Regions from separate parts of the Homo sapiens genome. Here region 2 is linked to region 1. The links are chromatin loops, found by intact Hi-C in ENCODE. Cell type or tissue: natural killer cell. All regions are shown on one strand. Each heading gives the region's core, and the rest is flanking DNA. Links, peaks and the distances in the headings are about the cores only. Region 1 overlaps EPB41L2 (erythrocyte membrane protein band 4.1 like 2). Region 2 has its middle 72 kb from the start of TMEM200A.

Region 1 (12,779 bases), core at 2,644-10,643:
TCTACATTATTTGAACAACTTGCTGAAAATTCTGAATGATGGCCTTCATTCATTCGCTTTAGTCAGGAGGGCTGGTTTAATAAAAGTAGAAGCACAAGTTTGTTTTTATAAATTATAAATTTTATTAAATTATTTATGGTTTTGTAGCTATCTTACATATAGCTATTCGTAACATATTTTTACCCCCTTGTACTTCACAAAATTGCAATTTGGCTTGAATGCATTTGTCAATGGAGCCTAATTTCTTGGATACTTTAAACCAAGGCATTTTGATTCCGCTGGCACTGTCTGTATCTTACTTGGAAGTGTGTACAGGAAGAGAGAAACAATTCAGAAAAGATTCTGTCTGTAATGTACCATCCTCTCCATATGATCCCCTGCATTGCTTTACCTTGGTGATGTGTGTGGTTGTCGTTGTTGACACGGACTCAGATGTGATGGTTTGTGCGGTCAGTAACGTGCCCGAATCACCACCAGCCCCGCCATCAATCTTTGGATAGTTGGGGGAAAAATACAAAGTAATGCTTAACTTCTGTTATGTTGTCAGAGAAGATCCCCGCCCCATCGAATATGCATCTTTTAAAATCCATGTGGTTTGCGTGTTTGCAGTAGTAATTACCATCCAGGAGAGCGGCTGGTATTTGAAACCGAGTAGAGGCAAAAGGCTAGGTGCACATGGAGAAGCAAACTCAACTGTGTGAGTGGAGAAAAGAGAGGAGAATGGACATAGTAGGTGGGACTGAAAGCTACAAGGGAATTATGACAGAATTTGTCTGAAGGACTTTTGCACAAGCTAGAAAATGAAACTAGAGAGCCAGGCAGAGAAGTTTCCACAGTGACCAGAAGCGCTGAGTTTGTTGTTTTTTAAGCACAGGTGGGTAAAAATAGATAAACATTTTATCAAATTACCAAGCAACAGAACCTGACCAGGACAAACTGAATCTGCATGATTTGGTTATCTGCTTACCTCTAGCGATTGTTTTCATCAACTACATTGTTCCTGTAATAGTTTGCATGTTGTGAGCATATATACGGGCACATATATTTCAATACTGCACATACGCATGTGCTCCTACATATATATAAATCCCATACATATGTTAAAATAGATTTTAACTTGTTTGCTTTGATATTGAAAGATGCAGAAGATTCTAGAGTTTCCAAGGGGAATCAATGAAGCAAATTAATAGCCTAACAGTTTATGTTAAGATCACGAAACATATTTGCCCTCTGTTTCCTGACACTGACACGAGGAAATAACTGGACGGTCCAGAGCCTTTCTGACTGTAAGAGGAAATCTCTTTCAAACTTGGGTCATGCACCTGTATGTCTTCATTCTGGCAACTTATCACAGCACAGACACATCACTAATGCTCCCCCGCCAAGCTGTTCATAAGAAACCTATTTGTGCTTATGTGGGATCAAGGCACACACAAGGATGCCATATCCAAAATAATTTTCAGATGTGTTTCACACATGCATGCATTAAACCTTTTAAAAAATATTCTGAGAGGTCAATAACCTGACATCCTCCACCATGATACAATTCTACCACAGAAGGTTCATCTTCTAAGTGGAGAAAATATTTATTTTATATTCTATTTTGAAATCATGAATGCTTTATCTTTTTTTGTTATTCTTAAGGTTAAACATCTTAATGCTTATTCCAAATCTTTACAGAACCAATGTGTGAAAACCTAAAATCAAACACACAAATCTGATAATTATTTAGACACATGGTATCACCATTCACATATGAATGACTACATAGGTCTTTAGAAAATAATTCCACACGAAGGAGAAGCACAGGTGTGTGTGCCTGTGTGTGTTTGTGTGTGTGTGTGTGTGTATGTGTGTTATTACAAGCAAGAATGAGTTGATTGGGTCAATCTTCACGGAGTTAGAGAGGGAAAGAAGCCTAAATCACATCCACAATTAGATCGGATTATTATTAATCGATGAATTATATCAGATAAACTTTGCAAGACAATTTGTTTCCTAAGTGTACACAAACATTCTTAGATATGTCAACTCAGAAATGGCTTTCAATCATATGAACAAGATTGATACTGTCTGTCCTAAATAATCATATGTACAGTTCCCCTATAATTACTGGGTTACCAATTTAATTGCAGCTCTCTGTCTCAATCTAAGAGAACATAGCAAATTATGTTGTTGAAGTACACTTACAAAGTGCAGATACAAAAAGCTACATCAAAGCCAGAAACATGTAAACTAAGAGAAGAAAGAATGAAAACATAGATACACTAAGGGAAAAAAGAGCTCGAACAGTCCAAGTCTAGAGCTTTTGTACCTGTGGAGACTCATATGTGATGGTTTTGGTCTCAGTTTGGACAATGGGGACTTCCTTGGTGGAGATTTCTGTCCTTTGTGAGGCATCAGAAATTGTTACCATCTCTGTTTTTACCACTGGTGGCTGAGGTGGAAAAGGAAGGGAAAAATAAATTCTAGAGGTAATAAAGTAAAAGTGTTTAATGGAACCTTCACAAATAATAGTAAGAAACATATCCAAACACACACTCATGCACAAAAGAAAAGAGTAAAAGCAAACAACCTAAAACAAACAAAAGAAATAAAAGAAAAATTTTCCTTCAAATATATCATATATACACATACATACATGTGCACATAGATACGTACATATATATGAATGTGTGTATGTGTACATACACATATATGAAAAATAAGTTGACATGATGGCTTCCTAAATTATGTTACTCTTTAAATTAAGATGGTCCCAAACTACTTTTATGTCAAGCCTAGTGTATAGTGACACACACACACACACACACACACACACACACACACTCTCTCTCTCTCTCTCTCTCTCTCTCCTCCTCCCTCCTTAGCTTTGGGCAAGTAATAATAAATTGAAAAGAAAATAGAATGAACTATGTGAAGTGACTTGTCTCTATTTTTATTATAATTTAAAGGACCACATAGTTTGTGTGAAGGCTCACTGCCTTTAACTGGCATGCCAGCTAGGTAGGCTAAGATTTGTTCTTCTGCCCACAATACCTTTTCTGCCTTATTGTTAACAGACACACCATTTTCAGAAAGGATGTCTTCAAGTATTACTGTTTTCAGTTATACCTGTCTAAAATTTGCAGTGTTTCTTCTGTATTACCTAAGTTAAAATGCTCTATCTAAAATTACTCCATCAATGTTACACCAATGCTTTGAACAATTTAAAACATTAAAGGAAATATTCAACGGCTTATTAACATTTTAGTCTGCCGAGTATGCATGCTTAATATTAATGCAACACCAGACTATACTACTACCAAAATACTGCAGTACTTTCTTTGAGAGAACATTCTCAACAGGCATAATTATTTAAAGAGGAGTAACGATATGTTAAATACAGAATAGTTCAAAGTGTTCAAAGACTCTTGAAAAATCTTCTCTAAAGTGAAACAGAAGTTTAAAAGTAACATGGTTAAAATCCACTTAATTATTTTAAGACAAAGTCACTTCAACATTTTCCATCCCATCGAAGAGAACAAAATAAATCTCTGTACTGTGGGCATTTAATATTAAAATCAAGAAATATTCCCAAGGAAATAAACCCTCCCTCAGCCTAACTCCCAAATGAGAGACACTGCACTTAGTGACCAAAAAGTTCTCTTCTTTGAAAAGAAAAAGATTCATGTCCAATGTATAGATAATCCACAAAACATATAATCATCTGGCAAATACTCCAGAATTGACATCAGGATAGAATGAGAAGCGAGGATATCCTCCTATCAAATAGCCTAGCCTCTGGCTGCCTGGAAGAAAAGAAAGGCTCTTAACAAAACCATACAACCCCTGCAATCCCAAAACAGAAATCACAGTGGCATTCAAGAAATAACATTCTCATCACTGCTGGATACTGCATTCAGAGAACCACGGTAATCAGAGACTGCTGTCATTTCTAAAACTCTGAAGCTGAAGAATGAGCCAAGAAGTCAAACCCAATCATGACATCAGGGGCACACACACTCAGCAGTGACCATTTTTTTTTTCAACATTACATATACATTTTTCTAATTAAACCAAAAGGGGAAAAAAAGGCATTTAGTGTGAGGAAGCAGTGCAACTGAAGACAAAACAGTTGAAAACACCCAAAACATGCAAAGAAAAATTTAAATGTGAAAAGGGAAGGAAAAATTGATGTGGTGCTTCTAGGAAAGTTTACCCTACAGGTGTCCAGTGGCCGCAGAGAAGCTGGAACCCATGAACTGGGCGGGCAGAAAATCCACAAAGCAGTGCTTCCCCCTTCCTCCCATGAGAGAGAAAAATCAGATTCTTGTTGAAAAAAGCTGAAGAACTGGGAGGACAGGAGAAGAAAGGCAGGAGTTCCCCATCTGAGAAGCAGCTCTAGAGTTTGGCTCCCACCTGGGACTCCCATTTACCTCTGAACAACAAATAATTTGTGGCAAAACATCAATGTCAACATGGGACACCTCTCCGTTAACTTTCTGTGGCTCTTCCTCTGCTTCTTCTCCCATGTCTTGCTTAAGAGCGCCTTCGTGTACACTCTTCTCTCCGGGTATCTTTTGGGCACCTACATTTTCCTGGATCACTGTTTCTACTGTGATTACACTGGCACCTGCTTGTGTGACTGGGCTGGCTTCGGGCACTGCTTCCTCCCTCTCTACTACCTTGGCTGCCGGGCGGGGTTCTTCCTCCACCTCTTCTTCATACTCCTGTTCCTCCCTGATGGTGCCCTCGGTCACTCGGTGGTGGGGACGGTACTCTCCCACGTCTTCCTCCTCACTCTCACTGCTGCTGCTGCTGCTCTCAGAAGACAGGGAGGTGGAGTCTTTTTGTGTCACAGGCTCCACCTTACGAATCTCCCCAGGACCACTCCCAGGTGATATCTCTTTACCATTCATTTCTTCTGTGATTACTCTTTCGTCTTTCCCAACCTCTGCCCGCTTCTTCTCCTCCACTATATTCAGAGTCTCATGTGAACTCTGTACAAAAAAAGATGGATGAGGGAAAACAAAAATATATGAATAAATAAAAACAACGGAAACCCAAATTAACCGATGGCAGATTCATGTCATGGAGAAAAACAAAGATGATTATGATGGCTGACTGAAAGGGAAGCGGGGCAAACGTGAGGGCAATGAGAAACGTGAGGCAATGGTGTTAACATGGAAAAAGGGGAGAACCTTAACAGCATCCCTGGCTCCAGTGCAAGGCCCTTCTGACTCGGGAGCACGTGTCTGCAGAACAAAAAGCAACCGAGGACACAAAATCAATACAGTTTTACCTCAACAACCACTGAAACAAACATCTGACACTGCAAAGACAAAACAGCAAGAATCAACATCTACAGAAACCTCTGCTCAAGGTCACATAGAGGACAATCAAGACAAATGCCAAAAAGCTTACAAAAAGACACAAAAACAGCCAGCATCCTCCCAAAGAAGTAAAATGCTTTTATTATAGATATACCTATAAGCTCTACCTATGTAGTTAAAACAGTTTACAAAAATTGAATTATACCAAAGCTGACTCATCATTTTAAAGAAAAAAATTTAACTTTTAAAACCTAGTAACAGTTTTGGTTTTAATCAGACTATAAAGTCTAGCCTGGAACGCTGATTCTTAAATGAACACAGCACCAAGGAGATGGCACTTTTATTTTTTGCTGGTTTTCTTTAAAAAAAAAAAAAAAGTTTTAATTGGCAAAATTATAGTTAGCCTCAGAAGGCTATTAACATGAAAATGTTCATTCCAGAAATGGTTATTAACTTTCCAATTCGTATCATAGGTTGGCAAAGGCTATATTATACAATAGGGTGGGTGTCAATGGTGACTCCAAGTGTTTCCTTTTACAATTTAGCTCCTCTACTAGCATCTTTGAAATCTAAACTCAGTCAAGTTTATTATTTGACATGTTCACTCCTATCCCCTTCAGACATCTACTTCTTGGGAGTAAAGTAATTTACTCCAGTTGAGTAATATAGCACCTAAATGTTCAATAAATATCTGTTGACTTAATACATTAGGAACAAATTACTATGTTATGATATTATTAACTAGGGTGGAAACCTTTTTGTACAGAGGGGTTTTTAAAGCTTCACATTTTTCTCACACTTACAAAAAGTCTGCTTTACAATGATATAACTCAAGCATGGCCAACTTTTTGACTTCTAGGTGGTACTACTGCCTATGATCTAACTTAAAAATAATTCAGCTAGAGCCAGGAGCCCTATTTATTCACGAAAGTGACTCCATTCTGGATGGAGAAGGGCACCACACCACTGAGCCCTCTGGATATTGTTGTGAAGCTGCCAAGGTACTAACTGGACTGGAGCCTCTAATAGACAGCAGGGCTGAGTTCATCTCTCCCAGACACTTGGACAACCATGAGCTGAAGATCCTAACATCACACACACACGTCTCTGCAGCACTGTCAACGTCTACTCACAAACTCTCTTGGACCTGCCCTATTATTCTTAAACACATGGTAAGGGCATGGTTTCATTGACCCAAATTAATACCATGTAAATCACATTACTAACAGAAGACAGCTATCTTTCCAGTTTTATTGAAAACTCAGAGGTTTCTAGATATTAAACTGAAAAAACTCTCAATCTATTTTGATAAGCAGGTAAAATTTAACCATGACTACATATAATAAACATATCCAGTGACCAGAACATTTCTGAAACACACATTTCATTATTATTATAGATCAGTGAATTATTATTATTGTTATATCTTAACCTCAATTAGCTGGATAGGTTCTGCCCAAGTTCAGGGAATTCCTTAGGGTCATTCAAAAGCAATTATGTCATGGAGCATGGGAGGCACTTCAGATTTTTTCCATATAAACAGAATTTTAAAAATAACATGCCATCAGAGGATGCCTGAAATTTGGGGTTTTGAAAATGTCAACTCTGCAAAGCATATCTGGTTGAGGGTTTCCCTCTGCTTAACAGCCCAGACTCTGGAACTTAATGATTTAAATTATTCTCTGAATTTAGGCAGATTTTTTTTTTCTTTGACCAAAGAAGCAGGAGAAACATCCAATCTATATCTTTTCTTCATGTTCCAATTCAGTCATTGTTTCTTGAATGTTTCTCCCAGGAAGAATTAATTTCACCAATGAAAGCACTGGAGGGAATGGTGCCTGAATATTTAAAAAAATGAAAATCTCTCTCATATGTGGCTTTTAGTAACAGGGGAAACAAAGTAAAATGCACCTCAAGCAAGTGTGAGAAGGGCGAGGAAGAAAGCTTTTCAGAAGGTGCATTAGCGCTCACAACAGCGCCCTCTGCTGTCCAAGTGGTGGCTGAAGTGAAGGTGGCTTTCATGCTATCAGAAAAGCCCTTTTCACTAAACAAAATTGATGTTATCTCCTCTTCTAGGCTCTAGAGAGGTCAGAAAAGGAAGAGCAAAGAATTAGCAATAAGTCAGAACAGACAGCAGTGACCTATTGGAAGAAAGGAAAGGTTACACAAGAAAGAACAACAGAACAGCATAAAATGAAAGAAAAGATGAGAATTCTGACAGATTCTGGAGCAGGCTTATGAAGAGGTTTGTGAGCGCCAGCTTTTCCACCCTGCTTGAGAATCTTTGATAGTTGCGACCTCCAGAAACCAGTGAAAACTGCTTGGCTGATCACCAACTGAGCACAACCGACCCACCCAAACGCCATTTCATATATTCTTGAGGTAGTTCCTTGGCCTTTCTCTGCACGGAATGGCCTCTTCAGTGGCCCCTACACTTGAAATGCTTATTCCTGTGTTACAGCTTGGGCAGTCCTCCCTCTCCTGCCTCCAAGGCCCTTCTTTGCCCTTATCTGCACATTCTGGGCCTTTCCAGTTTTCTAACCTCCCTGAGGCCCACTTCATAGTCTGCATTTTCTGTAAGGCCTTCCCTCACCACTCCAACTCCTACAATCTCCCTCCTCAATACCACCTTAACTCTCTGTACAACAAACATTCTGACAGCAGCCCACATTCATTCCCTCAGGCGTGCTAAATATGCCACAGAGTAAATTACCCTGTCCCCTTTTTTTGCAAAAAGAAACAGGTAAAGAAAAACAATTCAAAATAGGAAGACAAACTCAGAGTTGAAAGCTCAATGAGCAACGTGAAAATTATTTCTCCCTAAATTAAACCATTAAAGCAAATTTAACTTTGCTGTGTCTGGCTCTTAAACAATGGCTCCCAACCTGCCTGAGGGACAGCAGAACTGTCCTTAGAAACTTGAAATGTCAATATTCAAGAGTCATCATGAAGCACCCCCTCATGTCAGAAGTGTGAGAATAATTCCTAATAAACCCCACTATTCAGGTTTTTTTTTTTTTTTGAGACGGAGTCTCGCTCTGTCACTCAGGCTGGAGTGCAGTGTGCCGCGATCTCGGCTCACTGCAACCTCTACCTCCCAGGTTTAAGTGATTTTCCTGCCTCAGCCTCCCCAGTAGCTGGGATTATAGGCGTGCAGCACCATGCCCAGCTAATTTTTATATTTTTAGTAGAGACGGGGTTTTGCCATGTTGGCCAGGCTGGTCTCTAACTCCTGACTTCAGGTGATCTATCCTCCTCGGCCTCCCAAAGTGCTGGGAATACAGGCGTGAGCCACCGCACCCAGTCACTATTCAGAAATCTTAAAGAAAAATCAATGACGCTCCTAAGGGGCCCCTTCATACTGTGAGCTAAGAAGGGTGAGGAGCGCAGAAAGTGAGGTGAGGAGGGTGAGGGGAGTAGGCACTTGCAATATTCAGCAGAGGAAAAAGCTTTTGGACTGACTTAACTTCATTACCATCTCTATGATTACATCGTCCCTTGGGGAAGTGGGGGTGGGTGGGATGCCCTTCCCAGTGAGAGATCACTGGGGAATTTAAAGAAGTGCCACACATTTCGTTATCCAATGACATACCTTCAAAAGTACCTTACAACTCAATGTACATAATCTCTTAGACTCAGGAGAGAATAGTCTATGCAAATTTAAGTCATCATAATTCATACAACACGTTAAGAGGATTACAATAGAGTTATTTACCCATTAAAGATTAAATGACTTGGTTTCCAATTTTCTGCTCTACTCTCAAAATTGTTCAAACTACAGCCACTTTGAAAATGCAATGTATTTTTTTTTTTTAAAAAGAAACTATTCCTGCTTTTTTAAAAAGCTATAAAAGCCCATATTATAGAAATTTGGAAAAGTGGTCAAATTATATACTTATGCATAATTTTTTTATTTTACTTTCAATAAGAATTACAATTCAAAGATAAACGAGAACCCCTGCAGAATTAACAGTAAAATGAAGATACAACAAAGACAGAAATTGAAAAGGTACTCTGGTAAAGTCAAAACACTCCCGTAGACAAATGCTCACATACTTTCAACTAATAGTAGTATGTTATTTAAAGAAAAACAAAAAAGATACAATGTAGGTGGTCAATAAATGTTTGTTGGGCAAACGGATGAATGGATGATTGTAATAAGAACAATCTATATGAATGTCAAAAAAGTATGTATTTTCCTGCATGTATTGGAGAGGAAAAGAACAGAAAAACAAGTAACTTCAAGTACAGATAAACCACTTGGGGGCTTTTCCAGATTTAAATTTCACATTAACATCACTTTAATGTGACTTCTATGACAAGATATTTTACACTGTACATTCCTAAAACATGAGATCCAGAAAAATGATAATAATTTTAAACATCTCCACTAAAATGTCAAAGTTTCCTACTGCAAAAATCCAAGGACATCACTTTAAATTTGATCGAATGATACCATGTGATTGCTTCTGAAGGACAGGTTATGAAAAATACGTAATATTTCAAAGCATGTGATATTAAAGTCCTCATTATACACATGGAGTCTAATTGGCTTTGGTTTCAGGCTAACCTTTAAAGTATATAAATATGTCACTTGGTTTAGCTTCATGACATTATCTTTCTCATTTGCAATGTTCTGAAAATATTTCATCTCAACTAGACCATAAACTCCTTATTTCTACTTATTTTGCCTCCTTTCCCAACCCTGCTACGTGTTCTGATGAATACTCTCTACCAATTAACAGAATCTACTTTGTGGAAGGGAATCACTGTTTCCTTATTAATAATCTCTGTTCTCATTCACAGCCCCTATAATCTATTCCTCATCCAGTGCCAGGGGGACTTCTGTCAGAAACAGGTGGGATTCTGCCACTACTCACCTTCAAACTCTCCAATGCTTTCCCATCATTCTTATTGTACAATTCCAAACTGTTAGCATGGCCTTTAAGATCGTGACATGACCTAGGGTCTAACCTCTTTGAATTTTCCTTCCTTCGTGCTCCCCCTTGCTCACCAAGCCCCTGTCATTTGGTCTTTCAGTTCCTGTGTTGTGGCTCGTCCTTACACGTGGATACATTTTCACATGTCCACCTGGTTATCATTAAGGTTTCAACTCAAATGTCATCTCCTCCTGACCACAATGACAAAACGGTCTTCCTAATCCCCTCCTAACACAACATTGTATTTCACCTTCTTAACATTTACTTCCTAGTGTCTGAAACTTTCCAAGTACCAATTAGAAAATTTTCTAATCACCAGCCGGGTGTGGTGGCTCACGCCTGTAATCCTAGCACTTTGGGAGACCAAGAAGGGCAAATCACGTGGTCAGGAGTCAAGACCAGTCTGGTCAACATAGTGAAACCCCGTCTCAACTAAAAACACAAAAAAATTAGCCAGACTTGGTAGCAGGCACCTGTAATCCCAGCTAAACAGGAAAGTTGCTTGAACCCAGGAGATGGAGGTTGCAGTGAGCCAAGATCATGCCATTGCACTCCAGCCCGGGCGAATGTGCAAGAGTGCATCTCAAAAAAAAAAAAAAGAAGAAAGAAAAAAAAGAAACTTTTCTAATTAACTATTTCCATGTCTCCTCCACTAGACTCCAAGCTCTCCAGTCCCAGCAAATAACAGACTGACCACCTGGCTAAGTAAAATCAGTAGAAAGAGAAGAATGAGGATGTAAAAGCAATGGAAAGTGAACTTCCTCACCAGTGTCAGAAATGTCACACATGCAGGAGCAGAGAGAGAGGTGAGGGGCTGCTATGGTGCATCAAAATCTTTGTTCCCATTAAAAATCTTACAAGTGAAAACTCAAAAGGTTTCCATATGTAATTAGTAAACTCATCATCTAAGGCACATAAGTGGTTATTTTAACAACACGACATGCATAAGTATTGTACAAACAGTGCACTTTCACATGAAATCAGTTTCCCAACTGTCAGCCACATACATCAAATTAGGAATCAGTTATCACCTAAATTGGTTGATGTTTCTGTATTTCAAATTTTGACTTTTCAAGTGCTTCTGCAATATGGTATTTCTCATCCAACAATCCTATGCTTCTATACACAGGGGATTTAACTTTTTAAATGCTCAAAAATCATTTCAAAAAAATTTTAGTATGACACACAGGAAAAAAGAAATCTTATGGCTGTGGATAGAAACAAAAGGAAAGGGGGAAAAAGCAAGAGTAGATCCAAGGGTGCAAGGTGAACACCTTGTCCGTCTCCTGAGCTTTTTCTTCAACTGTCCATATTGTCGGCATCAGGTACTTCTCCTTCACGGATAAAATATCCTTGAAAAGATGGTCTCCTTTTCTCTATTGTTTTAAACAATAGACATAATCAACAAATAAGACACATACATTACACCTATAGCAACACAAACACAAAATACTGACCCAGTGTGGGTCAATGACACACACCAGGAGAAGTGGCACATAATGGAAGGTGAAAACCTTGGCATGGCATCAGACCCTTTCTCCAGAAAACACAACATTCTGGAATAGACTGCTGAAATTGACATTTTTTATCATCTTCAGAAAAATCTGAAACTAAGAACTGAAGTTGTATTCAACTTCATAAGACTCTACCAAGCATGTCTTAATATTTTCAAAAGTTCTGTGTTTCAGTTCAGCAATTCTTTTTGCTCATCTGTTCTTAAAGAGCTTTCTTTTTCAATGGCACAAACTTAGAAATTTAAAGCAACTAACAGCTTTTCTTTTTAAGGAAAGGTGAATAAAAATAGCACTAGAATATCTAAATCAATGTCTACAATTTGGCAACATTCAAGCCAGACTAGATGCTGAAAGGAAAAAGATGAAATTGTAGGGTAACATCTTTATACCATTTTTTAAACTACAGATTAAATATAGTATGATCACTGTCCGCTCAAGTATGATAAACGAGCCCATGGAAGTTCTTGGTCAATAACAGGAGGGATTTGGAAGAATCCTAGAGGCACAGATGTGGATGACAATGAATGGAGAAATGTATTGAGAATATATCCTGAAGGCAATATGTACTCATATCAGTGGTGGGGAGAAGTAAACCATGAAAAGAAATAGAGTAAGTGAGGAGAAATGTTATGATTGAAAAAACGTTTTTAAAACACAATTCTAACATTTCATTATAAGGAAGTTTCAATACTAAGTCATATTATATATAATATTTTTCAAGCTTTCAACAGGGCTCATCGGTCTTTAAAGCTAAGTTAAACTCATTTTCCTCACAGTAATAACTTTAAACCACTCTAAAGATAGCCTATATTTCTTTATTTATTAATTATTTATACTAAGTAAATGTCCCTATTTCAGATATCAGTAACTAAAAAGCTTATTAAATACAGTATGTTAGTTTCTAAATTGTCCTATATAACAATTCATTACTACAATTTACCTGAGTAAAATAGTGAAATTATCCTAAAACTATTTCAAAAGTATTTTGAAACTCATGCAATTTACCTAAG
Region 2 (12,779 bases), core at 2,708-10,707, 580 kb before region 1:
AGAAAGTAGATGAGGATGTGTATGAGTCAGAGTACTCTAGATAAATAGAACCAGATATATCTATACATCTATATAGAGAAAGACAGAGAAAAAAGAGATTGATTTTAAGGAGTTGGCTCACCATATTGTGGGGGCTGGCAAGTCTGAAATTCGTAGGGCAGGATGCCAGCAGGCTGGAAATTTTGGCAGGAGTCAATGTTGCAGTCTCAAGTTTGAAGGCAGAATTCCTTCTTCTTCTGGGTACCTCAGTCTTTTCCCTAAAGGCCTTCAACTTACTGAATGAGGTCCACCTACATTACGGAGAGTAATTTGTTTACTCAAAGTCTACTGATTTAAATGTTAATCACATCTGAAAAAAAATAGCTTCATAGCAACAGCTAGACTGGTGTTTGACTAAACAACTGTGTACCATAGCCTAGCCAAGGTAACACATCAAATTAATCATCACAAGATGGAAGCCAAAGGGACAGGTGAAAGTTCGGCTTTGGGTAGGAGGAGGGTCACCTCCACCAATGTAAAAGGAGAAATGTGGATGGAAACTAATGTGGATGTTTAGGTAACTCCAAATCTATGGCTTCTATTTCCTCTGTGAAGCTGGGATGAGAGGAGGAAATCAATGGTTTAAAGATAGTGATAGGTTTGCAAAATTTACTTAGGTGAGTGGGAGAGTAGTTGCCAAGTGAAATAGACTGAGACTGCTGAGAAGAGCTAAAGGTTGGTGATTACAGTCTTATGAGGGGTGTAAATGCTAATAAATGCTCACAACACAGCTATTTCACTCTATTTAAGATGGTATCTTTTCAAGTATTGACACAGTATTGCTCTTTACTTTCTGCTAGCAAACATCACCCTTTGGTTAACTTCTATGCGCCCTTCTATAATCTCTTATTTCATGGATTAGACCTACTGAGTGTTAACTGTGGTAACACTTGTCTGGGGACCTTATTATTTTTTGTCTTGTAAGACTACACATCTAATAAATAACACAATTAAGGGTGGTGCACAGGAGACATGGTGAATGAGCTTAAGGAGAAGGATGTTGTTGTTGAGGCTACTTTAAATGCTAGAAGTACTTTATAGGCTTTTAGCATAGACTCACTGCTCTGTGACTCAATAATAACACACTTCTTTAGCCATCATTCAAAGGACAAGTGTACACACTGTGCAATAGGGACTCCATACGTATTTGAAAATACAAATGAAGATGTGGCTTTTCTTGATTCTATTTTCCACATCTTTGCCTATTTGCATATTATGTTAGCTCTAGAAAATGGCTAGGAGGCAGACTTTTTCCACAACTGTCAATCCAGTGTTCTCCTCTTCTTGTTTGTTTGAATTATCTGATAAGCGGCACTTATTTATTTGAGAGGTAGTAAAAGGTAAAGAAAAAAAAATATATATAGAGAGAGAGAGAGACAGAGTCTCACTCTGTCACCCAGGTTAGAGTGCAGTGGCACGATCTCGGCTCACTGCAACCTCCACCTCCCAGGTTCAAGTGATTCCCCTGCCTCAGCCTCCTGAGTAGCTGGGATTAGGGGCACCTGCCACCATGTCTGGCTAATTTTTGTATTTTCAGCAGAGATGGGGTTTCACCATGTTGGCCAGGCTGGTCTCGAACTCCTGACCTCAAGCCATCCACCTCCCTTGGCCCCCCAAAGTGCTGGGATTATAGGTGTGAACCACCGTGCCCAGCCCAAGAAAAGATTTTTAAACCATGTAGTCAGAAGACCTAGGTAGGTGATGGCAAACTCATATCCTTCCAGAAATATATAACATATTTGCTGTAGCCAAACTAATACATGTACTGGCAGATCTCGTAATCTTGGATCTATGTTTTAGTTCAGACTTTATCACGTACTAGAGCTTTGATTTGGATAATCTGCCTTCTGTTGGCTTCATTTCATTTATCTGTAAAATGTTAATAATGCTTGTTTTACCTGGGGCATAGGATTATGATAAAGGTTATATAATATAATGTTATATAATAGAAACTTCAGATATACAAATATACATGTATTAGTCAGGGTTCTCCACAGAAGCAAAACCAATATGGGGTGTGTGTGTGTGTGTATTCAAGAGAGAATTTATTTTACGGAATTGGTTCGTGTGATTATGCGGACTGGCAAGTCTGAAATCCATAAACAGGAGAGCAGGTTGAAAATTCCAGGAAGAGCTGGTGTTGTAGTATAGAGTCCCACACTTGCCGGCTGGAAATTTAGGCAGGATTTCTATGTTACACTCTTGAGTTAGAATTGCTTCTTCTTCAGGAAACCTCAGTCTTTGCTCTTAATGGCTTTGATTAATTAGATGAGGCTCACCCATGATATGAGAGTAATCTGCTTTACTCGAGGTTTACCTTTTAAATGTTAATCGTATATAAAAACACCTTCACAGAAACATGCAGTCTAGTATATACTAAACAACTGGGGTACAATTGCCTAGCCTAGTTGACACGTAAAATTAAGCAGCACAATACAGCATTAAGATGAATATCTGGGCTCTTGATTTAGGTTGCCTGAATTTAATTCTAACTCTACCTTTGGGAGCTAAGAGTCCTTCAGCAAATATTGCATTCTTTCTGTGATTCAGTGTTCTCATCTGTTAAACCACCTTACAGAGCTGTTGTGAGATTCAATATAGAACACACATGTAGTGTGTTCAGAATAAGATAGTATGGAGTAAATGTGCAGTAAATTTGGCTACTATTAAACAAAAGCCATTATTATTACTGTTATTAAATCTGAAAATATAACAATATACAAATTTTAAATAAAAAAGAAATTTTTCTGTTTGCTAGTCCTGCTGTTTTCCCTTTCCTCTGGGTCTGAGTATAAGGACAGCAGTCAGTCATCCTGGATTTACCGAAACAGTCACACTTTCAATATTCTGCCTTATTATTCCCATTCACATACTCTGTCAGACCTTTCATTCTGATGTGTGGTTCACAAAATATGCATGCCATACATGGTGATGACAACTGACTTTATTTATTTATTTATTTTTGAGAAGGAGTCTCACTCTGTCGCCCAGGCTGGAGTGCAGTGGTGCAATCTTGGCTCACTGGAACCTCTGCTTCCTGAGTTCAAGTGATTCTCCTGCCTCAGCCTCCCAAGTAGCAGGGATTACAGGCACCTGCCACCACACCTGGCTTTTTATTTATATTTTGTTTTTGTATTTTTAGTAGAGATGGAGTTTAGCCATGTTGGCCAGGCTGGTCTCAAACTCCTGACCTCAGGTGATCCACTCGTCTTAGCCTTCCAAAGTGCTGGGATTACAGGTGTGAGCCACCATGCCCAGCCGATAATTGACCTTTTGAAGATGGTAGCTGAGCCTTACAACTCAGGCTCATGGTTGACTCTGTAGTTTGATAGAGAATAACAAGTTAGCCATCTGTCAGCTAAAAAGCTTTGCTGCTTTGTGGGTGGTATCTTGGTGCTGGATTATTAATATCATGTGAAGTTATTCATTAATTCTTTGCCATCATCTCAGAGGGTCATAGCATATTTATTTCTCTGCATCTGAACATACCAGCATGATCTAAAGCAATTTGTTGATATGTAATGTTATTTGCTAATAATCATGTGATTTTTATCATTTCAAACTAATTTCTCAGAATTACCTGATTAACTGTGGGTTTTCCTTTAGTGACATAAGTGTATATTTAATAATTTCCCAATTTCAGAATTACTTGATTAATTATGGGTTCTCCTTCAGCGACATAAGTGTACATTTAGTAATTTCCCAATTTCGTTAGAGTCACAGTATGTGGGCAAATCTGTGGGTTCTTAATGTGCCTTTATATATTATGTCTAAGTGTTCAGATAAAAATAATTTAGCTTAGAAAAAGAAAATAAAAATTAAAAAGGAATTAAAAATTTAACAGGTCAGTTATGTGACCTTTATTATTAAGCTAATCTAATACTTAATCTGTTTTCAAAACTGTGAATTTACTAAATTATGAATAAGAAGTCCATTTTTGCTGCACTTACAGAGATGAGATGAAGAGCTGGCCACCAAGGAAGGCTCTCACAGGTTGGCAGTAAGTAGGCAGAGCCACTGACCCAGAATGCGGATCCTAGATTTTCACATTTTGAACTTCAGTTTCATCAGGAACTTAGAACTTAGGTGATTCAATTCTCAGGAATAACTTTTTTTTTCTTTCTTTCTTTTTTTTTTTTTTTTGAGACGGAGTCTCGCTCTTGTCACCCAGGCTGGAGTGCTGGAGTGCTGGAGTTCAGTGGCGCAATCTCAGCTCACTGCAACCTCCACCTCCCGGGCTCAAGCAGTTCTCCTGCGTCAGCCTCCCAAGTAGCTGGGATTCCAGACATGCGCCACCATGCCCGGCTAATTTTTGTATTTTTAGTAGACACAGGGTTTCACCCTGTTGGCCGGGCTGGTCTCGAACTCCTGATCTCAGGTGATCCACTTGCCTTGGCCTCTCAAAGTGCTGGGATTCCAGGCGTGTGTCACCATGCCCGGCCCGGAACAACTCTTTTTTGTTTGTTTGTTTGTTTTGTTTTGTTTTGTTTTTGAGAGAGAGTCTCGCTCTGTCGCCCAGGCTGGAGTGCAGTGGCTTGATCTTGGCTCACTGCAAGCTCCACCTCCCAGGTTCACACCATTCTCCTGCCTCAGCCTCCCAAGTAGCTGGGACTACAGGCGCCCGTCACCACGCCCGGCTAATTTTTTGTATTTTTAGTAGAGACGGGGTTTCACTGTGTTAGCCAGGATGGTCTCGATCTCCTGACCTCGTGATCTGCCCGCCTCGGCCTCCCAAAGTGCTGGGATTACATGCGTGAACCACCATGCCCGGCCAGGAACAACTGTTAAGTGTCAAACTCAGAAATGATTGTTGTGTATGTGATTCACAATGTCAATTTATTCAGTTACAATGAAAGCTGTTTCTATCTGTTTCTAATTAATGGAAGATTAATCTAAGTTACTGCTTTCTCCTTGCATCAAAGTCCCTAATCCTCAATTAGTATTTAAAATTATGTTTCAAGAGTTCACAATTTGGTTAACGGGAACTTGACAGTTGCATCTATACTAGAGAAGCATTTTGGTTTTATATTACGGACCAACTCCATTTGCTTGGGGTGCTGGGTTGGAAAGTAGTTCAAAATGACATTTGAGGCCAGTGAAAAGGAATGCTATGATTGAATGACAGTGTCTTACACCTGTCCAAGACTGCTAGTGTGAGCTGAGCTTGCTGTGTATTTGACATCTTTGACTGAGGCTATTGATGAAAAGCTCACAAGTATCCTTGACCCACAATGTATCACAACATTCTGGTCCCCTCACTCTAGTAATTAAAAAACAGGTGTTTTCTGGCTGCATTGCCTCTTTCCTTTAGACAAAGATCGAAATAATGTTATTATCTAAAATATTACTCTCTTACACAGATTACCACCTTTTTGTGACCATGTTTTTTTGTGATAGGTGACAATATCCTTAAGTAGGAAGTTGCTTTCTTTAGTTATATTATAGTCCTAAGAATAGCCCCAGTGATGCTTCCACAGTTTCCATAAACATTTTTAAAAACCAGTCCTGAAAGATGTAGGATAATATTTGATGTTGACATATGATTAATTCAATGAGGACTGACTCTATTTTATAATTGCCAGAAGTGAGTGGATTGTGTCACCAGATTTAGGGGCACTCCACACCACTTTATGCTGAAAACTTGTTTTTAGTGCTCCATACTACCAAAGACTTCATAGTTTGTCTCGTGAGTCTCTAAACTTTTCTTGATAGGGATTGGCTTTTGATGTTGCGGAAGTCTTATGCTATACGGGTAAGGAAAGACACTCACAACATGGGCCTTATGCACACAGCATCTTAGCAGTGGGAGCAGAGCCTGCTCAGGCTTCAAGACTGACCAGAAGAGGGCAGACAACCTCTTGGATTACCTTGATTTAAGTGATTGCCTCTCCTCTGTAAAGGACAGAGATTTCACCCCCAAGACATTCCTTTGGTGTGACAGTAGGGACTGAGAGATACAGATTTGAAGAGCTAGTAAGCAAGAATACATTATGATTTTTTAAATCATAGTTTCATATTTTTAAAAGGAGACTGCTTACTTAACAGGATAACTATTTTTCTTCTTTAATTTCAATTTGGATGAGCTCAAGGATGCTATGCCATACTTATTATACTAGACTTCAAAAGGCTTTGTTTAAAGCAAAGCAAGCCTAAAATCTACACAACTCTGAAAATCACTTCAGAGAATCTTGAATAAACTTTTCTTCAGGGTATTTCAGACTAATCTAAGAAAATATTTGCTTGAACACTGTGTGTATTTTTTAAAAGGAATTCTGTTCAGCCCCTCGTTATTAATGTTTATTTTATTTGTGAAGTTCTTTAGACTCTTCAGAAGGAGGGTTAATGATTAAGAACCAAGGTAAAACATTGTTTCTTTTTTATTCTTATATTTCATTCAACTGAAAAAGATCTTAATCATTAGCATGACATATTTATTAATGTTTCTAATTTCAAGGATTAATTTTTATTTTTGCAAGGATTAATTTTTTTTTTTTTTGCAATATGGCTGTTAGAATGACCTCAAAATTATATAACTCCCTGCTTTTTGGTTGTGTAAAAATTTGTACATGATTGAGTATTCTGAATGTCTCGAATGCCTCCAAGTCCTTCATCTCCAGGGTCAGTTTGCCCTTCAGTATCCAACAATTATAGTCCAATCTTGCATACCTTGATTATTTGCAGGCAATTTATTTATTGTTATTGTATTTCTTTCCTATAATATTTTTGAATTCCAGGAATGTCTAATTTTTCCATACATTTCTCTGATTTTTTTTTTTTTTTTTTTTTTTTTTTTTTTTTTACGGAGTTTTGCTCTTGTTGCCCGGGCTGGAGTGCAACGGCACGATCTCACCTTTCCGCAACCTCTGCCTTCAGGGTTCAAGCAATTCTCCCGCCTCAGCCTCCCAAGTAGCTGGGATTACAGGCATGCACCACCACATCCAGCTAATTTTGTATTTTTAGTAGAGATGAGGTTTCTCTGTGTTGGTCAGGCTGGTCTCGAACTCCCGACCTCAGGTGAACCATCCACCTCGGCCTCCCAAAGTGCTGGGATTATAGGCGTGAGCCACCACGTCCAGCCTCTCTGATTATTTTTTTATCAGTCTGTATCAGTTACAAAGTTTTCAGCTTCAACTGGCATAAACCTGACTCAAGTTGGGCTTCACTATTGAAGGTATTGACTCACATCAAGGCACTGCAGAGGTAGGGCATGCCTCAGAGGTGGTGGTTTGATGAGATGGACTTGGGTTCTTTTTGTCTATCTGCAACTACATCCACTAGATAAATTGCATCCTAAATTTCTCTTGCGGTCATAGGATTGTAGTCAGTAGCATTTGGGAATACAGGCTTCCATTTTCAAGTCTAAGAAGAAAGAACTTGACTGTTTGTAACTTACTCTTAAGAGTTAAGATATTTCTTTCCTAGGAGACCACAGCAAAACTCTCCTCATCTCTCATTGGTTTAAATGAGCTTAGGCCTTTCCACTGACAACTTCCAGCAAGGGGAATGGGATTATCATAATTGGCCCATATTAATCAGTGATCCTTGTCCCCCCTCTCCCAGACCCAGGTGGGGTAGAAAATGGATATTGGGTAGTCAGTCATTCCATATCATGCTGCTATGGACTGATGTTCTGGGCTTTTCTATTTGTTGCCCCTTACTGCATTATACCTGCTTTCTAGGCTGCTGCCACTTCCCTGCCCTTCTTGACCCTAGGCATAGACATAATAGTAAAAATGGCAAGTTTAGTTTTCCCAAACATAGACACATCAGTAAAGACACTTGGAGACTGCAATATGGGAAACAAAAACATAATACTGAGTACTGAGGTCTTGCCTTGTCTCTTTCTCCTGCCTTGCCTTCTCCTGCTTCCTGTCACCCGCTTCTTCCCTTCCTCTTCATTTCCTGAGGCCTCCTCAATTCTTGATGCAAATCAGTATCCAGGTGGCCCACGGGGTCCCATGGGGGACCATGTTGGTGGATGAAAAGAGAATGCCAAGAAGGTAAATGGGAGAATTTGGTGATAAGAGCAGATGGCTGACCAGAGACACTGGATGTCAGTTCTCCTCAGAAAGATCAAAGTTACTGGTGAATGGACAAGTTCTGAATGGAAAGCTGAGAGAAGAGAACCAGGATCTGTTGGAGTGCCTATGGGAAGGAGCTGGGGTACAAAAAAGGAAAGCAGCAAGAGTCTGGTAAAGGTCAACCCAGGAAACTCAGAGTCCATGGAAAGGGTAGGTGGGAGTGCCCTTGGTGGGAGGAGCCCTACAAAAGCCCCCTCATGACAAAGGAAATAAGGGCACAGCACCAGTTACTGAAGTGGGCGGCACTGGCTCCCAGGAACAGATGTGAAGGAATATCATCTCCTGCCTTCCCCGATAACTTGTTGGGGATGCAACTTCCCACCGGGGGCCAGAGCACATGCACTTGGAGAAAGTGTTTTTCATACTTTTTGTGGTGGCTTCACCCTCGCTGAAAGTGAGTCCATGCCGTTTGAGCTTGTACAAAGCCCAACTCCCCATCCCTAGTCCCTATACAGAGCAGTAGCATCTAGCAATGGAGGAGAGATTGGCCATAGAGTTGCCTGCTCTGGACCAAGGGAAGAGGGTCTGCCCTGAGCCCATATTGGGGTAGCTCTCAGAGGGGTGTGTCCAGGGCCTGCAGCCACACTGTGGTGGGGAACCAAAGGTCAGTCTTTATGAAATAAGGGTCATGAGCCCTATGACAGGGGTGTGATAGGGAAGTGGATCACATTCCTGCCAACTCAGGATGAGGAGTTGGTACACACCCCAGCCCCTTCCCCTGACACTTCAGTGCACCCCAACACAATCTCTTCCTACCACCCATCCTTCAGGGCAGGTGCTTCCACTCATCATCAGTCCACCTGACGACAAGCCAGCTTTTACACTTAAGCACCATCTATTGGATTGCAGCCTGAACTGCATCACCAAATAAAAAGCAAGCCTGCTGCCAGACAGGCTAAGTGCTGGTACATGGGACAAGCTTTCTGAGATATCAGAACTCTCAGTCAGTCCTGAAGGAGATAGTTTGTTGGCTCATACATCCAATGCATCACTACAACAAGCAACATCTAAGAAAGCCACTGCACAGAAGCTATCCACAACCAATGAACCCATATAGAGTCTTGGCCCACTGAAAACACCCAGGAATGAAGCCAAATGACCATATGCAGTGTACACCTTAGTCAGGCCCTCAAGAGAAAAAAGAATTTAAAAATAAAAATGTCCCATCCAAACAATAGAAAATTCAAAAATAAGAAGCACCAGTTCCCTCAGATGAGAAGGAATCAGCACAAGAACTCTGAAAGTACTAAAAGCCAGAGTTCTTGACCCCTCCGAAGGATTGCATTCTCTTTCTAGCAATGGATCCTAATCAAATTGAAAAGTTTGAAATGACAGAAAAAGAATTCAAAATATAAATTGCAAGGAAACTCAATGAGATCCAAGAGAAAGTTGAAATCCAATAAGAAGAAGCCAGAAAAATGATTCAAGATATAAAAGACAAGACAGCTATATTAAGAAAAAACCAAATAGAACTTCTGGAATAGAAACATTCCCTAAAGGATTTAAAAATACAGTTGGAATCTTTAACAATAGGCTAGGCAAAGCAGAAGAAAGCATTTCAGAGCTTGAACGCTGGTCTTTTGAATTCACCCAGTCAGACAAAAATCAAGAAAACAGAATTTTAAAAAATGATCAAAGCCTTAGAGAAATATAGGATTATGTAAAGTGACCAAATTTACTGACATTGGCATTCCTGAGAAAAAAGAAAAAGCAAGCAACTTGGAAAACATACTTGAGGAAAAAAATTCAGGAAAATTTCCCTAATCTTGCTAGAGAAGTCAACATCCAGATATAAGAAATTCAGAGAACACCTGCAAGACACTTCACCATATGACCATTCCTGAGGTACAGTCATCAGACTATCCAAGGTCAATGTGAAGGGGAAAAATCTTAAAGGCAACTAGAGAAAAGGGTCAAAATTACCTATAAAGGAAATCCCATCAGACTAACAGTAGACTTCTCAGCAGAAACATTACAAACCAAAAGAGATTGGGGGCCTAGTTTTAGCCTTCTTAAAGAAAAGAAAATGCTGCCAAGAATTTCATATCCTGCCAAACAAGCTTCATAAACGAAGGAGAAGTAAAGTCATTCCCAGAGAAGCAAATGCTACGGGAATTTGTCATTACCAGATCAGTCTTAAAAAAATACTCAGAAGAGATCTGCACATGGAAACAAAAGAATGACGCTTGCTACCATAAAAGCACACATAAGTACACAGATCATATAAGGCAATTATATAATTGAGACTACACTATTTATCACTTAGCAACAGTATGACAGGAACAAACCTCACATATCGATATTAACCTCTGGGACATAACGAAAGCAGTATTAAGAGAAAAGTTTATAGCACTAAATGCCGACATCACAAAGAGAGATCTCAAATTAACAACCTAACATTGCACCTAAAGGAACTAGATAAACAAAAAGCTTAAATGCTTCACTTAAAAGACACAGAGTGGCACATTGGGCAGAAATAAGACCCAAGCTTCCACCGCCTTCAAGAGACCTATCTTATGTGTAAAAACATTCATAGGCTCAAAATAAAGGGATGGAGAAAGATCAATCACACAAATGGAAAACAAAAAACAGCAGAGGTTACTATTTTTATATCAGATAAAACAGACTTTAAAGCAACAACAGTAAGAAAAGAGACAGAAGGGCATTATTTAATGATAAAGGGTTCAATTCAACACTGCGTATGCACTGAACATCAGAGTACCCACATTTATAAAACAAATTCTACTAGACCTAAAGAGAAAGATAGACAGTGATCCAATAACAGTGGGTGACTTCAACACTCCACTGACAACACTAGACAGATCACTGTGGCAGAAAACTAACAAAGAAACTCTGGACTTAAATTGGACTCTTGACCAAATGGACCTAATAGACATCTACAGAATATTCCACCCCACAATCACATAATATAATTTTTCTAATCTGTGCTATGAAAAATTCTCTAAAATTGACCATACACTTGGTATTACAGAGAATCTCAGTACATTTTTAAAAACTGAAATCATATCATATCAAGCATCTTCTCAGACCACAGTGAAGTAAAATTATAAATCAATACCAAGAAGAACACTCAAAACAACAGATGTACGTGGAAACTAAACAATTTGCTTCTGAATGACTTTTGGGTAAAGAACAAAATTAACGCAGAAATATAAAAATATTTTGAAACAAATGAGAATGGAGACACAACACACCAAAATCTCTGGGACATAATGAAAGCAGTATTAAGAGAAAAGTTTATAGCACTAAATGCCGACATCACAAAGAGATCTCAAATTAACAACCTAATGTTGCACCTAAAGGAACTAGATAAACAAAAACAAAGCAAACACAAAGCTAACAGAAGAAAAGCAATAACAAAGATTATAGCAAAACTAGATGAAATTGAGGCCAAAAAACCAGACAAAGGATCAACAAAACAAGAAGTTGGTTTTTTGAAAGGATAAACAAAATTGATAGATTGTCCTAGATTAACCAAGAAAACAAGATTGTGCAAATAACCACATTCAGAAGTGACAGAGGTAGCACTAGCATTACAACTGATACCACAAAAATACAAAAGATCCTCAGAGACTACTAGGAACATCTCTGTGCACACACTAGAATATCTATAGAAAACGAATAATTTTCTGGAAACATGAAACCTCCCAAGAGTGAACCAGGAAGAAATTGAAATGCTGAACAGACCAATAATTAATTGTGAAATTGAATCAGTAATAAAAAATCTACCAAACAATAAAAGCCCTGGACCAGATGCATTTAGAGCCAAATTCTACCAGATGTTCAAAGAAGAACTGGTACTAATCTTACTGAAAGTATTGCAAAAAATCAAGTCAGACGTATTCTTCTCTAACTCATTCTGTAAAGCCAGTATCATCCTGATACCAAAATCTGGCAAGGACAAAACAAAAAGGAAACTACAAGCCAATATCCTTGATAAACACAAACACAAAAATCCTCAGCAAACTACTAGCAAACCAAATCCAGCAGTGCATCAAAAAGATAATTTATCACAATCAAGAGGGTTTTATTCCTGGGATGCAAGGATGTTTCAACATATGCAAATCAATAAATGTGATTCATCACATAAACAAAATTAAAAACCAAAATTATATGATCATCTCAATAGACAGAAAAAGCATTTGATAAAAAAATCCAATGTCTCTTCATGATAAAAACCCTCAACAAACTAGGCATTAACAAACTAGGCACTGAAGGAACATATCTCAAAATAATAAGAGCCATTTATTGCAAACCCACAGCTGACATGATATTCAATGGGCAAAAGCTTGAAGCAAGCATTCCCCCTAAGAACTGGCACAAAACATGGATGCCCACTTGTACCACTCCTATTCAACATAGTACTGAAAGTTCTAGCTACAGAATTCAGAAAAAATAAAGAAATAAAAGGCATCCACATAGGAAAAGAGAAAGTCAAATTATCTCTGTTCTCTGATGACATGATTCTATACCTAGAAAATCCTAAGGATTTCTCTGAAAGACTCCTAGACATGATAAATGAATTCAGCAAAACTTCAGGATACAAAATCAACATACAAATATCAGTAGCATTTCTTTATTATTATTATTATACTTTAAGTTCTAGGGTACCTGTGCACAACATGCAGGTTTGTTACG

What was found. Peaks named below come from ENCODE experiments on the same cell type or tissue, not always from the same donor. Only the 100,000 strongest peaks of a DNase experiment are listed, where the experiment ranks them.
Region 2: a loop joins it to region 1, with 19 times the contacts of the local background. A loop is called at or near these places in 5 of 110 quality-filtered maps.

Annotation. Positions count from the first base shown.
Region 1 is chr6:130,865,145-130,877,923 of GRCh38, forward strand. It overlaps EPB41L2 (erythrocyte membrane protein band 4.1 like 2), which reads right to left. Exons shown (of 20, transcript NM_001431.4): 15 at 4,419-4,982; 16 at 2,315-2,437; 17 at 392-490. Among named protein-coding and RNA genes, the nearest start is that of SMLR1, 44 kb to the left of the region's middle. RefSeq lists an enhancer at 11,719-11,888. In natural killer cell, for the core only: CTCF peaks have their summits at 7,299 (motif pointing left) and 7,505; a DNase peak (open chromatin) is centred at 7,277.
Region 2 is chr6:130,288,106-130,300,884 of GRCh38, forward strand. It overlaps a transcript of SAMD3 not described here. Among named protein-coding and RNA genes, the nearest start is that of TMEM200A, 72 kb to the right of the region's middle. In natural killer cell, for the core only: a CTCF peak has its summit at 5,884 (motif pointing right); a DNase peak (open chromatin) is centred at 5,876.